Regions from separate parts of the Homo sapiens genome. Here region 1 is linked to region 2. Evidence: chromatin loops called from intact Hi-C (ENCODE). Cell type or tissue: mammary epithelial cell. All regions are shown on one strand. Each heading gives the region's core, and the rest is flanking DNA. Links, peaks and the distances in the headings are about the cores only.

What was found. Hi-C counts contacts between places; a loop is a spot of excess contacts. Peaks named below come from ENCODE experiments on the same cell type or tissue, not always from the same donor. Only the 100,000 strongest peaks of a DNase experiment are listed, where the experiment ranks them.
Region 1: it touches region 2 in a loop (6-fold over the local background); 4 of 110 quality-filtered maps call a loop at or near these places.

The regions. Positions count from the first base shown.
Region 1 is chr7:26,496,224-26,504,550 of GRCh38, reverse strand. All of the region lies in intron 4 of LINC02981 (long intergenic non-protein coding RNA 2981), which reads right to left. Among named protein-coding and RNA genes, the nearest start is that of KIAA0087, 38 kb to the left of the region's middle. In mammary epithelial cell, for the core only: a CTCF peak has its summit at 3,603 (motif pointing right); no DNase peak of the experiment used is centred there.
Region 2 is chr7:27,139,623-27,147,949 of GRCh38, reverse strand. HOXA3 (homeobox A3) reads left to right here. Exons shown (of 6, transcript NM_153631.3): 2 at 7,764-7,867. HOXA5 (homeobox A5) reads left to right here and starts at 4,269. Exons shown (of 2, transcript NM_019102.4): 1 at 4,269-4,904; 2 at 5,865-6,898. The coding sequence starts at 4,343. The coding sequence ends at 6,115. HOXA6 (homeobox A6) reads left to right here and starts at 176. Exons shown (of 2, transcript NM_024014.4): 1 at 176-642; 2 at 2,033-2,554. The coding sequence starts at 201. The coding sequence ends at 2,292. HOXA-AS3 (HOXA cluster antisense RNA 3) reads right to left here and starts at 7,586. Exons shown (of 3, transcript NR_038832.1): 1 at 7,411-7,586. RefSeq lists an enhancer at 7,862-8,327. In mammary epithelial cell, for the core only: CTCF peaks have their summits at 4,018 (motif pointing right) and 5,815; DNase peaks (open chromatin) are centred at 119, 4,199, 6,599, 7,949 and 9 weaker places; H3K4me3 peaks cover 6,900 bases; H3K27ac peaks cover 7,052 bases.

The DNA.
Region 1 (8,327 bases), core at 15-8,014, 640 kb after region 2:
CATTAAAAGGAAAACATTACTGAGGACTTCCTAACCCTTTCTATCTGCCTAAACAATTTCTTTTTAACTTCTATATCACTATCTCTACCAAAAAAAAAAAAAAAGACAAAAAAAATGAGAGATCCCAACATCCCACCATCCAATAGTTTGGGGATACAAATGCTATTCAGCAAATATCATCTGAGCTTCTACTATATTTACGACATTATGCTAGGGGGTACAAAGGTCAATCAAAAGCACAATCTCATCCTGACACGACCCCACAATTTAGGCACCTTAGAAAGGTCTAACCAATGAAACTCAAAGACATCTGCTTAGAGGCTTTAATTGAAACAGAGGAAGCAGACGAGACTATTGGAAGAAAGACTATACAAAATAGGAAATAAGAGAAAAACACCCAGAAGTGAACTTCTGCAGAGACCTAAATCTGTGGGGCAGAGGAAGTGGCAAAGATGTCCTAGAAAAGGAGAAAGGGAAAAGGGTGACAGCACAAAATCCCAGGAAGTACAGGGTGACACAGGAAAGAAACATGTCCATAGTGTCCAGAGCAACAGAGACGATGATCCAGGAGAAAAGGCCGGGGACGCAGCTACAGGGAGGGCGCTGACAGCCCTCAGGCAACAGTGTTGGGAAAAGGCGACCAGCAGCTGGCCCAAGGTCAAGGAGACAGGTAGCTGGTGATAGTACTCTTTTAAAACGTTTACTAATGAAAGGAAGGAGGGGTTGAGGTCGGTAAGGTGATTGGGGAGCAGGCCTAAGGCATGTGTTTTGAAGGAAGGGGCGATCCAAACATGCTTGCAGGTCCCGGAAAGGAGAGCTGGAAGATCCAAGGGGAGCATGCGTTCCTGATAGAGCGAGACTTTAGGGCAGCAGGAGGGACCAAGGGCACAGGGAGATGAACTCACAATGGAAGTAGAGAGATTCTTCAGAGACAGGAGCTCAGAACAGGCAAAGAGCTGGAGATGGAGAAGAGGATGCGAAGGAACTTACAGCGGGTGCCCTTGACTTTGCCATAATTTCAAAAATGATCTCCAAAAGAGTGATTGTCCTGTCACCATCATGTGGGGACTGCCCTAAAACGATCGTCTTCTGAAAGATGCTAAAGGAAATGGGGAAAGAGTCACTATATCCATTTTTCATCAAGCTAATTTTCATCTTTTTCTTTCTCATTGGTTATCTTAAAAATTACATTTGTCGTTGCAGTTGATTTCATTCCTCACCCTTCCCGCCCTTAGGACTGTCTTATAACCTTTACCTTCAGGATTTGCTTCCTATCATTACCATCAGCTCCAGAGCCCGCAGGGGCTGGTTATCCAGTCTGAAGATCACCTGGGTCTTTCTCTTCCTATCCCTGACTCCCTGCACCTTAGCCATTCCACTGCTCAGCCTTCCCTCCACCAGAGATGCGCAGTGGAAGCACAAAAAGCTAAAACTAAAACTAGTCCATTTCATTACTTATTTGGGCATCTACCCAAGTATTTTGAAGCTATTAGCTCAAATGAGCTTGGGGGTCCACAGTTATTTCATTCTCCCTGAACGGAACCACCACCCATGATTACTCCTAGTCAGAAAGACAGAAATGTCTAGGTGAGAAAAGAAGACATGCCGAGTGCCAGTCCCACTGGCAGAGGTCTAAATGAATATACCTCTTGCTTTTGACCATCTCCTTGCCCTTTACTCTGCATCTCACTTTCTCATCAGGGATGCCTAATTTGAAATTCCAGATGCAGCATTTTCAGGTTGGAAGCACTAAGCGTTGGTGTTGCCAATATTAACGGATCAGTGGTTCTTGCGGTCCCTGAAATGTGATTCTCAGAGTATTCATTGGCATTATGGTTAGGACAGCCTCTGATGCTTCAGATTCTCCCTGTCTCATTGACAGTGGAGCACAGGACATGATCTAATGGTGCCTGTTTTCTGTGACTTCTCACTCAACTTTGAGAGGTGTGTATTTTTAAAAGGTTCCAATAGGTTGTGATATTGTACTATAGGTTTGTGAGATGTTACCACTGGGGGAAGGTGAGTAAAAAGTATACGGGATATCTCTGTATTATTTCTTACAACTCTATATACATTTATAAGTACCTCAAAATAAAAAGTGTAATTTTAAAAGTCTCCTGGCGAAGGTAGAAATGAAGTGTTATTGTTCTCAATGCGTATAGAACTTCTATTTGGAACGATGAAAACATTCTGGAGAGCTGTTGTACAATAATGTGAATATACTTAACACTGCTGAACTACACTCAAAAACGGCTGAGATGATCAATTTTATGCTATGTGTTTTTTATTACAGTTAAAATTTTTAAAAATATATTTTTAAGGCTTCAAGGTCTTGCTATGAGAAGAACAACTAAACCTAACAATGATTTTTCATATACTCAACACAGCCACTAAAATGGCTACAATTTAAAAGACTGACCACACCAAATGTTGGCAAGGATGTGAAGGAAGTGGAACTCCCATATGCTGCTGGTGAGATATACAACCACTGTGGAAAACAGCTTGGCAATTTCTTATAAAATTATACATACACTTACAATATGATCCAGAAATTCCACTTGCAGGTATTTATTCAGGAGAAATGAAAACATATGTCTGCAAATAAGACTTGAACTTGGCACCTTTATTCAAAACAGCCCCAAACTGGAAATAGCCCAAATGTTCAACTGGTCAATGGATAAACAAATGATGATATATACAATGAAATACCACAGTGCGATACAATGCTAAAAACTACTGATAAATACAACATGAATGAATTTCGAAAACATTATGCTAAGTGAAAAAAATTTAGACATAGGAGCATATATTGTGCAATTCCATGTATTTGAAATCTGAACACAGACAACACTCGTCTATATGACGGGGAGCAGACCTGTGGTTGCCTGGGGCATGGGGAATCAAGAGTGGGGACTGACTACAAAAATCACAAAGGAACTTTTTGGGTTGATAGAAATATTTGATATCCTGATTGCGATAGTGATGGTTACTTAGGTGTATGTGTCTGTATATGCATTAGTCTGTTTTCATACTGCTATAAAGAACTGTCCGAGACTGGGTAATTTATAAAGGAAAGAGGTTTAATTGACTCACAGTTCCGCAGGACTGGGGAGGCCTCAGGAAACTTTCAATCGTGTAAGAAAGCGAAGGGGAAGCAAGACCCCTTCTTCACATGGTGGCAGGAAGGAAAATTAACGCAGGAAGAACTAGTAAACACATAAACCATCAGATCTCGTGAGAACTCACTCACTATCACGAGAACAACATCGGGGAAACTGCCCCCATGATTCAATTACTTCCACCTGGTCTCTCTCTTGACACGTGGGGATTATGATGATTATGGGGATTATAATTCAAGATGAGATTTTGGGTGGGGACACAGCCAAGCCATATCAGTATGTTTTATTTTTTTTTAATTATACCTCAGTCAAATTGATTGAGAAGAAAGAGAAGTCTCCAAGAGTCTCTAACCGATCAGAAAAATAAAATAAAGCCTAGCTAAGATTTTTTTATTCTCAATAGTTTAACTTCTTAAATGCATCTTCAAAAATTATCAGGTACCTGAGTCAACAGACTGTCTTAGATCTGCCAGTAGAGGGAACTCTTTCTCAAATCTCAAGGGGCCCAGAATAGCCAAAACATCCAGAAAAATGAAGAACAAAGTTGAAGGTCTCACACTTCCTGATTTCAAAACTTGCTATAAAGCTACCGTAATCAAAACAGAGTGGTCCTGGCATAAAGACAGACTCATAGACCAATGAAATCAGAAATAAACCTTAATATATAGGGTCAAATGATTTTCAACTAGGATGCCAAGACCACTCAATGGAGAAAAGACAGTCTTTTTTTCAATAAATAGTGCTGGGAAAACTGGATATCCACATGCAAAAGGATGAAGTTGTACCATTACCTTACATCATAAACAAAAATTAACTCAAAGTCATCAATGACCTAAACATAAGAGCTAAAACTATAAAACTCTTAGAAGAAAGGGGCAAAATTTCATGACATTGAATTTTGCAATGATTTCTTGGAATTAACACCAAAACACAGGCAATACAAGAAAAAATAGGTAAACTAGACTTCATCAAAATTAAAATATTTTGTGCATGAAAGGACATAGTCAAGGCAACACACAGAATAGGAAAAAAAATCAAATTATCTATTTGGTAAAGGATTAATATCCAGAATAAAGAACTCCCACAACCCAGCAACAACCTCCATTTAAAAATGGGCAAAGAACAATGGTTCCCAGAGGCTAAGGGGAAGCGGGAATGAGGAGTTATTGTTTAATGAGTAGAGTTTCAGTTTGGGATGACGAAGAAGGCTGGAGGTGGATGGTGTTGATGGTTGCATGACAGTGTGAATGTATTCAATGCCACAATGTATTCAACGCCACTTACACTTAAAAATAGTAAAATAGTAAATTTTATGTTACATATATTTTACCACAGTAAAAAACCTAAAAAAAATAAAATTAATTAGAAACATGAAACAGAGTACTTATTATGTGCCACTTTTCACATATTACTTGAGTTGATCCTCTCAACAATCCTATGAAGCAGTCACTTTTATCATCATCCCCATTTTATGGATGAGAAATGGAGGCTCAGAGAGGTCAAGTGCTTTGCCTTTGGAAATGAAGACAACGAGTGGTAGAGCCCAGAAAGTCAGGCTCCGGGCTCAGTCCCTGTAACCTGTACCCCACACATCTTCCTTGCTGGCTAGCAGATGATGAACATGACCTGTGTTTGGGTGGGGTGAGGCAAATCAAGGAGAGGCTGGGACCAGGCCTCCTCCCAGCCACTGGCCTTAATTGCAGGCTTTTGACTCAGCACTTATGCCGAACAGATCAGGTGTGCCCTGTGCCAGGGCCTTCTGACTTTTACTGCTGGTGGCAGAGCATGTGAAAGAGGTGTAGCCCCAGACACCTTCACTGTCAACACAAAGGGACTCATGGTCGGCCTCCCTAATGGGAAGGAAGAGGTTTCTTTAAACATTCTCCAAGAAAAGGCCTGAGGGATCATGTGCCCTTCCAAGATGTCTGGTGATTACCTGATCCCTCATTCAGCTACAAATCCATTGAAGTTTAAAGAAAAATGTAATAAGTAATTCTGTAGGGTGAATCATTCACTAAAATACCTGCACAATCTGGATTTGGGGAAAATTCTTGGATTGGAGATTTGAAAATGTTAATGTTTTACCAATGTGTATGGTGGTTTTCCATATATTATTTATTATTAGTATCCTGGTTTTTGATATAATAGTATATTGAATTAATCAGTATTAATTCACAGTATTATGCCTTTAATATATTAATATATTTTTATTTTCTGTAATCTTTCTCTCTTTCTGGCTGTAAAAGAGAATAGTGTCAACACAAGGGCTCTATATTATTAATTTTTTTTTTTTTGAGATGAAGTCTGGTTCTGTCACCTAGGCTGGAGTGCAGTGGCATGATCTGGGCTCAAAGCAACCTCCACCTCTCAGGTTCAAGTGATTCTCTTGCCTCAGCCTCCCGAGCAGCTGGGATTACAGGCACCCACCACCATGCCTGGCTAATTTTTTGTATTTTTAGTAGAGATGGGGTTTCACCATGTTTGTCAGGGCGTTCTCAAACTCCTGACCTCAAGGGATCCACCCGCCTTGGCCTCTCAAAGTGCTGGGATTACAGGTGTGAGCCACTGTGCCCAGTATTATTAATATTTATTGAGAGCTTACTACATGCAAGCTCTTTACATGTATTAGTTCATTCTCACACCACCATTTTTACCTAACCTCTATGTGTTTATGAGAAAACACATAGAGCCTAAATAACCTATCCAATATCAAGCAGCAAGTATGGGGACAGCTGAGGGTCCCACCCTGCTGTCTGGTCCAGATCCTTGCTGTAAGCCAGCCTCATGACCTCAGGACATCCCCTCTTCACTCTTTGGGGCCCCTTTTCCTTATCTGTGAAATGAGAGAATTGGATCAGACATGTAAGATTTTCTTCCAGCTCAAATATGTCTATTTCCTTATTTCTGCACGCAAATGATCCTCCACCAGGCCCTCCCAGGTGTATCCACCAGCACTCCCCTGCTGGATTCTGGGTGCCATCCACGCCATGGACCTGGGAAAGAGAGTTGGGCCTGGCTGAAACTGACCGTGCCCCAGAGCAGGGGCCTGAATTGCAGGCCTTTGACTCAGCACTCGCTTACGCCGGACAGATCACGTGTCCTGGTGCTAGGTCCTTCTCCCGACTTTTACTGCTGGTGGCAGAGCACTTGAAAGAGTGCTATCATTCTTTTGTCTGCCCCAAACAGCCTTTACTCTTCAACTGCACTCACCCCTCTACCTACCTAAATATTTCAACTGTCTTAACAAAATCTACCCACCCTCTGAAATGACCCAATTAAAGAAAGCAACGGATAAAATACTCAAGTTGATATTCTCATTACACTTCCCTCTTTCATCTCCTGGAATCACAGAATTTCTTCTCACTTGTGAATTTCCTAACAAGTCTAGGCAGTGGTGTGCTGGTAAATGTTTAACACTTAGTTCCCGGGAAAAAAGAAAGCTCTCTAATATGAATCATTTTCTCAGTTATTTAGTTTAAATATTCCCACCATGGCTGATGTCAAGCTACCAAGGCAAAGTCACTGAACACAAAGTTGAAAAGAGACGCAAGTAGGAGCTGGTGCCAGCATACCACTGAGTCTGTTTCATAGAATTACGTCCTCTGAAAGCCTATAGCCTAAAGCATTGCTCATTCATTTGTTCTTTAATTCATTCAATGAACTTCTTAAAAATAATAGGAATTGAACTGATACTTATTAAAATAGTTATTACAAATCAAAAGCCCTATTGGGCTTATTAGAAAGCATTATTTTTCCAGTACTTCCCCCAGAGGTTCCTTAGAACAAGAGAGGTGGAAGGGTGGTTCTTCTACTTTCAAATAATTGACTTACCCAAATTAGATGAGATTATTTTCTTCTCTTGGATTAGCAATTCTCATTAACATCCTAAACATTGGGGAAGGTGACATCAGAATATTCTGCTTTGACTGATATAAAGTCCAACCTGCTTTATTGTTGAAAGTTTACAAACCCAATGCAAAAAAACAGTCACTTCTGGAAAATGCTTACCTAGACATATGCTTGCTATAATTCTTTTTCTCTACATTGTTATATTCAAGATAGATGTGGTATGTGAAGAGTATGAACTCTGGAGCCTGAATGCCTGGATTCTAATCACAGTTCCACCACTTAGTAGCTATGTGATCTTGGGCAAATTACTTAACCTCTCCATGTTTCAGTTTTCTCACTATAAAACAGGATTCATAATAACAGTAGTAGCTGTTGTGAGAGCTGAGTAAATATACATACATATATTTGTATGTTTGTATATAGCATATAGAAAATTCCATGTAACTGTTAGCAGTTATGTGTCATCAGACATGATCAGCGTTTCTCAAATGTTGTCTAGGCATCTTTCTAACAAGACGGTGCAGTCCTTGAAGTCTTTCTGCAGTCCCTCCACAGTGCCTAGCGTATAGCATGACTTTAGTAAATTCCTATTGAATAAATAAAGTAATTAATTTATTAAATGCAACTGATCAATGCAAAACATCCTTGCCACAAAATATCCTTGCCACAAAAAATAAACCATCTGCTCTGTTATCAGGATCTTAGGCACACTTTATGTCTCCATAACCCCTCCAAATGTAGGGAAGGTGATCAAGAATAAGGGCATGGCTGGGCACAGCGGCTCACGCCTGTAATCCCAGCACTTTGGGAGGCTGAGATGGGTGGATCTCTTGAAGCCAGGAGTTCAACACCAGCCTGGTCAACATGGTGAAACCCCATCTCTACCAAAAAATACAAAAATTAGCCAGGCATGGTGGTGCACGCCTGTGGTCCCACTACTCGGGAGGCTGAGGAACAAAAATCTCTTGAACCCGGGAGGCAGAGATCATGCCATTGTATTCCAGCCTGGGTGACAGAGTGAGACCCTGTCTCAAAAAAAAAAAAAAAAAAAGAAAGAAAGAAAGAAAAAGAATAAGGGCATGGAGTAATTTTCAGAGCTGTTAACATGTATTTATGTTCAAGAATGTTTATTTTATATAAGCAAGAAAAAATGAAAGCAACCTAAATGTTCATCAACAAGGAAAAGGTAATAAATTTTGATGTAACCATTAGATATTTATGTTTTCAGGAAGTATTTATTAACATGAAAAAAGTCCTAATTGTAATAAGTGAAAAAGCAGCATTTAGAGTTGTATAAACAATATAATACCAGTGTCCATTCTTTAAAAATGTGTTTGCATGAAGACAGAAATAAAGAGA
Region 2 (8,327 bases), core at 44-8,043:
GCTGCCTCGGTCGCCGCGGTCCCCGGGGAGCGGGCTCCGGCGTTCGCTCCCATTGGCCGCCGCCGCGTCAGCTGGTGCGATTTGCTGCTGTCGCTTTTGGCGTTCGGCCATCCAGAAACAAACCAGTTCGATGACTACTAATAGTTATAGCCAGATGTACTAATACACAACAAATCACAGTCCTGCAGAGGGGCGCGCAAATGAGTTCCTATTTTGTGAATCCCACTTTCCCCGGGAGCCTTCCCAGCGGCCAGGACTCCTTCTTGGGCCAGCTGCCCCTCTACCAGGCTGGCTATGACGCGCTGAGGCCCTTCCCGGCCTCGTACGGGGCGTCGAGTCTCCCGGACAAGACGTACACCTCACCTTGTTTCTACCAACAGTCCAACTCGGTCCTGGCCTGCAACCGGGCGTCCTACGAGTACGGGGCCTCGTGTTTCTATTCTGATAAGGACCTCAGTGGCGCCTCGCCCTCGGGCAGTGGCAAGCAGAGGGGCCCCGGGGACTACCTGCACTTTTCTCCCGAGCAGCAGTACAAACCCGACAGCAGCAGCGGGCAGGGCAAAGCACTCCATGACGAAGGCGCCGACCGGAAGTACACGAGCCCGGTTTACCCTTGGATGCAGCGGATGAACTCCTGCGCGGGTAAGACATATCCCAAGACAGTGGAGGGAGAGGGGAAAGGAGGCAGGAAAAGAAAGAAAGAAGGAGGAAACAGAGTAGAAAGAGGAATAGAGAGAAAGAAAGGATGAAAGAACCAGCAAAGTTTCTTTGGCTTCTTAAAAGAGAAGAAAAAATCAGTTCCCAATGGGGCTATCAGGCCATGGCAGAGGAAGGGCAAGGCCCCAGTGTCCATGTAAGCTGACACCTTAGGGGAGGATGGGGGCACTGGCACGTATATGAGACCTGTGACAGGGACAGCCTGAAGAGAGAGAGAGGCTGGTGGGGAGGGACAGCCTGTCCATGCACCCTGAGTACCCTGCTCAGCTTCCCAAGCCAGAGGGCCTTTTGCACTGCGTCACTGATAAATACCCTTTGCTTCCCAACCCCCTCTCCTTTCTGCCCTTCAGAAACCCGTACAGAGAGGTGGCCATTTGGCCTCTTCCAGTGTCTCCCCAAAGCCTTGGAGGGCCACAGCCCCAGACTCAGGATTTTTTTCTCTCTCCTCCCTCATCTCCCCCGGCTTCTACTCAACTGCCCACTCTTAGCCAACTTCTGCCCTCTTCTGAGCCCATGCCTGAGCTTCATACACCTGTCTTGGAGGGACCCCCCACCACCCTTGGGGAACTTTGGCACCAGATCAGACAGCCCAACACAATCCTACATTGCCAGAAATCCTAGACTACCTATAGCTCCATCTCTTAGCCTCTGGTTTCCAAGGACTCCACAGGGAATCCCAAAGACTCCTAGGAATTCCCTAGGACAGAGCCTAATGCGGATTGTTAAAATTATAATGTTTTCCATTAACATCCACTTTATCCTTGGGGGAGTTCTGCATTTCTCAGAAGGGTCATATAATTTGGGAGAATGTGTAAAGATTCAAGAGGGCTGACCATTTTTAACTCTTCAAAAAATGTGTTGAGTTCCGACATGGCTGGTCACAGTAGCATCCTCAGAGAGACCACTATGAATTCAGAGTGTGTACACTACTTACATGGTTCCACACCACCCACCCCAGACACACACACACACACACACACAAACACACACACACACCCTGCATCCCCACAAAAACACGACCTGGGCATCCCAAATTAAGAATGCTCATTCTGTTATTTTGCTTGTAATGGTTTTCCTATGAGGCAGATTTTTCAAAAACGATAATGTCCACCCCAAGTCGTTATAGGTGGAAAACATCTCGCTTGGTATGAAATAATCTCCCATTCAGTATGCTTTGGGCCCCAGACATAGTGGGAGAGGCTGGAGTGGAGGCGGGGTGGTTTCTAGTCTGGGTGCCTCTTGTGGGAGGCACTGGGCTGACTGGGTCAACCCTCCAGGCCCTGGCTTACCGGCGCCCGGCCGTTTCTGCTCGTAGGTGCTGTGTATGGGAGCCATGGGCGCCGAGGCCGCCAGACCTACACGCGCTACCAGACACTGGAGCTGGAGAAGGAGTTCCACTTCAACCGCTACCTGACACGGCGCCGCCGCATCGAGATCGCCAACGCGCTCTGCCTCACCGAGCGCCAGATCAAGATCTGGTTCCAGAACCGCCGCATGAAGTGGAAAAAGGAAAACAAGCTCATCAATTCCACGCAGCCCAGCGGGGAGGACTCAGAGGCAAAGGCGGGCGAGTAGATGCCTGGGCAGGGACCAGGCCAGCGCTGCAACCTCCTTCGGCTTTGCCCCCTTGCCCTCGCCTGTTCCCCAACTTTTCTCCCCGCCTGCTCCCATCTGGGGGCTTCCGCAGCTTCAGGGGAGCCCGGAGCTTTGCAAGCGTCTGTGCATTTATTTCTTACAAAACAAAACAAAACAAAACAAAACAAAACAAAACAAAACAAAACAAAACCTCACACACAGCCAATACCAGCGGTGGAGCGGGGCGCACTGCACACACCCAGTCCCGCTCCACAAGGATGCCCAAACCGGCTCCGGAGTTCTGGGGTGCGCCCTGAATGCGTCTGGGGCTCCTGTGCTAGTGTCTCTGAGCTCCCCGACCTCGGGACGCGGGGCTGCTGGGGAGGAAAGAGCCCTGGGCCGAGCCCCGTTTCGTGTCTGGGCGTCTCTGCCTAAGTCCCTCGCCAGTAAGTCCCGAAGGGCATCATCAAATCATCTCTGGCCAGTGGAAAGAGGGGGTCTAAGAGCTGGAGCCCGGCCTTGTCGCGGCCTCCCAAGCCGCCTCCCAGAACAGGAAGGAAGCTCGAGGAACAAAGGGGGCCCCAACAGAGCCCAGTCTCTCGGTCCCGCGTGTGCAACCGTCAGTGGAAGAGAAGCAGCCTCAGCCGAGGCGAGTTAACCTGGGCGCGGGTGGAACATTACAGCCCGGGGTAGGCTCCCGGCTCCGGATTCCCGCTCCCAGCCTCCGATAGCGCCCGCGTCGCCGCCACAGCAGCGTTCAGGACCCAACGAGGGGCCCAGGGCCATGGGAGCCGCCAGAGTCCTGGCTTCCAGACGTGCCAGGGGCGCCTGCAACGCCGGGCCTCCAGCGGGGAGACTCCACTTGCCTCTCAGCTATATTTGTGATTTACTTGAGTCTTTCGGAGCCGTGGAAAATAACTACAGAGATACTAGGCACTGCCAAGGAATGCTTCCATTATCGCCCTCATTTTACTCCTGGAGGTCTAAGCAAGACCCCAGTAACCCGCCCCACGGATCCCCAGACCCCAGGCAGCCTCTGTGGCTGCAGGGAGCCTGGGCCCACTCGCTGGGTTCAAGGAGAACCCTCCGACTTGGGGCCCGGCTGGCTCGAGGAACCGGACCCTGTGATGAAGATTTTCCAGGCTGGATACGTAAGCAAATCAAATCGCAAACTAATGACACGAAAACCATATTCACACGAAAGAAAAATCGACTACGGTTATAAAAGTGTATGGAATTTGACCTCGCCTTGGAGAAACACTACACAAAAGCTATCTTTAATAGACGCCTGTCATTTAAGAGCGGCAGGGACACTGTCCCTCATGCGCTCGCAAAAACAGAGCCGTAATTGTAGCTGCTGCTGCTGCGGGCAGGATTTATTTCTCCAATTGGCTAAATGGCTTTCCCCCTTCCCCGAAGGTGATATCTGTATTTTCAAAATTCAGAGCTGCTGGCAGGACGGTCAGTACCGACCCCAACCTCGACACAAAAATAAGAGGGGCTGCAAAACGGGGGAAATAAAGTTGTTGTAAATAAAATGCAAGTCACCACCTCCCCCCAATCCTCTGCATCCTCGCCGGGCGCGCGATCGGCAGCTGACGGCCTAACAATTGGTACATCCTAATGGAACTGCGAGGGAAATGCAATAATTTTGCCATAATGGGCTGTAACCTCAATTCGACCCCGGCCCTTGCAGCCCCCGGTCGGAAGCTGGGCGATGAGCCCTGCCTCCAGCGGGTGGCGCTCGAGTCCGGCTGAACGGCGGCAACTGGCGGCGGGCACGCGCCCGGGGCGCGCGCGCCACCCCCCTCGCCTCCACCCAACTCCCCTATTAGTGCACGAGTTTACCTCTAGAGGTCATCAGGCAGGATTTACGACTGGACAACAAAAGCACGTGATTCGAAGTCGTACCCCATATTTGGGTGCCTACGTAGGAGGGAACCAAGTACATGTCCCAGTCATTTCCATAATTCATCATAAATTGTGCAAGGGTGCTATAGACGCACAAACGACCGCGAGCCACAAATCAAGCACACATATCAAAAAACAAATGAGCTCTTATTTTGTAAACTCATTTTGCGGTCGCTATCCAAATGGCCCGGACTACCAGTTGCATAATTATGGAGATCATAGTTCCGTGAGCGAGCAATTCAGGGACTCGGCGAGCATGCACTCCGGCAGGTACGGCTACGGCTACAATGGCATGGATCTCAGCGTCGGCCGCTCGGGCTCCGGCCACTTTGGCTCCGGAGAGCGCGCCCGCAGCTACGCTGCCAGCGCCAGCGCGGCGCCCGCCGAGCCCAGGTACAGCCAGCCGGCCACGTCCACGCACTCTCCTCAGCCCGATCCGCTGCCCTGCTCCGCCGTGGCCCCCTCGCCCGGCAGCGACAGCCACCACGGCGGGAAAAACTCCCTAAGCAACTCCAGCGGCGCCTCGGCCGACGCCGGCAGCACCCACATCAGCAGCAGAGAGGGGGTTGGCACGGCGTCCGGAGCCGAGGAGGACGCCCCTGCCAGCAGCGAGCAGGCGAGTGCGCAGAGCGAGCCGAGCCCGGCGCCGCCCGCCCAACCCCAGATCTACCCCTGGATGCGCAAGCTGCACATAAGTCATGGTAAAGCCAGCCTTTTTCTAAATCCACGCGACCGCGGGGACGCGGCTCTCGGTCCCCCCTCTCTTCTCTGCCGCCCTCTCCCAGTCTCTCTTGGTCTCATTTCTCCCAGCCCTGCGGAGCTCTCCTTGCCGTTCTCCCTCCCCTGCCTTCCTCCTTCCTCCTCTTCTTTGCGAGCACCCTGCGCTCACAAATAGTGGGGGAAATGGGCGTTCTCTGGGACAGTTTAGACGTTGGAAGGGGGAGGAAGCAAAAAACCCCTCTGGAACCCCACGCCTTGGGACGCGCTCCCGGGTCAGGCCAGCCGAGCAAGGCGCAGAGAGGTAGAGGATGGCTGTAGCAGCCGTGAATCGGGCTTGTCACGGCGGATAATTTATGAGGAGGGCTACGCTGGGGAAACAGCGTTACTAATTACAGCCCCCGAAAAGGGGCTTGGGGGAAAGAATCGAGGCGAGAGCCTGCAGGATTCTGAATTTTGGGGGCAGGAGGGAGAGAGAAGGAAAGGGAAGAAAAAGAAAACAGGCTCCCCAACCCTGCAGGCTGGAAACGGGAGGCGGCTCTCGGGGCTGGAACTTTGAGGGAGGGTGACCCGAAGGCCACTTGGGCGCTCAGGAAAGGGCCTTGCTTCCTGGGTTTCTGTGCGGTGGGCAGCCTGGGAGGGCTGTGCCTCCCGATCGGGGCGCCCGGGGCAGGGCGGAGGGGGCAGGAGAGGGGCCAGGGAAAGCCGGAGTCCGCCGGGACACGGCCCCAGCCTCAGATGGGCAGATTGTTCCCAGGGTCCAAATCGTATTGTTTTCTTTCTAGAAAGGAAGAGAGAAGGAAATTCGGGAGGGGTGTGCGGGCTGGTAGGCAGAACTTGTTGAGCTTTTCGCCTGGGTTCCCTGCTCATGACCCAAGCTTGTCCCCCTGGCGGACTTTGGAAGACAGGAGTTGGTGGCTAAACCGCTGACTTTTCTATTGCAGACAACATAGGCGGCCCGGAAGGCAAAAGGGCCCGGACGGCCTACACGCGCTACCAGACCCTGGAGCTGGAGAAGGAGTTCCACTTCAACCGTTACCTGACCCGCAGAAGGAGGATTGAAATAGCACATGCTCTTTGCCTCTCCGAGAGACAAATTAAAATCTGGTTCCAAAACCGGAGAATGAAGTGGAAAAAAGATAATAAGCTGAAAAGCATGAGCATGGCCGCGGCAGGAGGGGCCTTCCGTCCCTGAGTATCTGAGCGTTTAAAGTACTGAGCAGTATTAGCGGATCCCGCGTAGTGTCAGTACTAAGGTGACTTTCTGAAACTCCCTTGTGTTCCTTCTGTGAAGAAGCCCTGTTCTCGTTGCCCTAATTCATCTTTTAATCATGAGCCTGTTTATTGCCATTATAGCGCCTGTATAAGTAGATCTGCTTTCTGTTCATCTCTTTGTCCTGAATGGCTTTGTCTTGAAAAAAAATAGATGTTTTAACTTATTTATATGAAGCAAGCTGTGTTACTTGAAGTAACTATAACAAAAAAAGAAAAGAGAAAAAAAAACACACAAAAAGTCCCCCTTCAATCTCGTTTAGTGCCAATGTTGTGTGTTGCACTCAAGTTGTTTAACTGTGCATGTGCGTGGAAGTGTTCCTGTCTCAATAGCTCCAAGCTGTTAAAGATATTTTTATTCAAACTACCTATATTCCTTGTGTAATTAATGCTGTTGTAGAGGTGACTTGATGAGACACAACTTGTTCGACGTGTAGTGACTAGTGACTCTGTGATGAAAACTGTGACTCCAAGCGGTGTGTCCCTGCGTGCCTTTATAGGACCCTTTGCACGAACTCTGGAAGTGGCTCTTATAAGCGCAGCTTCAGTGATGTATGTTTTTGTGAACAAAGTTACAAATATTGTCCAAGTCTGGCTGTTTTAAGCAAACTGTGATCAGCTTTTTTTTTTTTTTTTTTTTTTTTGTATTTGTTTTTAAGGAAAAAATACTGACTGGAACAAAAAATAAACTTTCTATTGTAAGTTCTCTTGGTCTGGTTTGTGCCAAATAGTGAGCGGCTCTGTCTGCTTTTCTGTCTGTCTGTGCAGTCTTGGAAGCTGTTGGGTCTGAGGCTACCTGAGCAGATGACCTGTGCAGGGAGACCTCATACCAACACTGTCCCATCGCTTCCCTACCTCTGACCCATTGCAAAGTTCAGGGCAGAAGGTGGAAAAAGCTGTAGGCTGTTCCAAAGCCCCAGAACACCCTGTCCATCTCTGAGGAAACCAAGTTAACTTGCTGGGTACAAAAAAGAGAGAAAGAGCAAGAAAAAAGGAGAAAAAACCCAGGGCTTTGTTAGCCGCCCTCAGGCCACACAGATCCTGCCTCTTTCCTAAGGCTGTCCTAGGCCTCCACTTGCTGAAGACGCTGCTATGTCTGTCTGTGGACCCCAAACCCTCTGCCCTTAACCCATCCCAGCACCCCTTCCCCACTCTTCACCCGGGACCCAGTTGGCTTCTTTTGCTACAATTAATTTGCTACAAATTGAAGGTACTTACCCCATCCTAGCTCGATTGGGAAACTCCTCAGAGCAGCTAAAGCGCAACTAGAGATTTGCACATTTACCGACTGCTTACACTGATGCCGTCTTTCCTTTTAAAAGTTATAAAACAGTAAACTTTATAAGCCCCAGTTCCGGCTATATGACATTTGGGTGCCAAATGAATAGGGTTTTGTCTATGAATTAGATCGTAAAATCATCCATAGCACAGACAGATCGGCTCACTGGCTATAAAACGTCACGTGGGGCCATTAAAGTAAGTTTTATGGTTTTGGGGAGTTGACATCCAACATTATATACCACATAACATATAATCTCACTAACGCTGGACTCCATTTGACTCTTTTGCAGGCTACGTGTGCCGCCTGGCCATTCAAACTGTCAATTTTAGGTCCAGAAGTGTCCAAACCACAAGTTCTCAAAACTCTCTGAAAAATGGCTCCCTCCGAGTTAAGGTAAGCTCGCCTCCTGAGCGCTTTCAAGTTTATTTGTACTTTGGAAACTTTCTCTCTCTCTCTCTCTCTCTCTCTCTCTCTGGTTCAATAACTCAGGCTGCCTCTGAATTCGAAAAGGCAGAGCAAACTTTCCCTCTGCCCAAAAGAGCAGCGCCAGGAGCCAACTCTGCGGAGGCAGCAGAGTGAGCAGCGCCTGTGGCCGCGCCGCATCCCCAGGCCTAACTTTAATTGCAGCACAACCGCGGATGTTAATGACTTCCGCTGCTCCCGCCGGCGTGCAAAAAGATGATTTTTGTGTGCGAATGGGCCTGTGTGTGGGGACCTGGCAGGGCCGCACCCCCAGTCCCCCGCGCAATTGCTGGGCCGGCCGGGGCCAGCTCCTGGGGGTCGCGGAGCCCTGGGGTCGGGGCTGGGAGACAGTGGGGCGCCGGCCGCGGGCGCCGAGGGCCGCGCTGCGCTC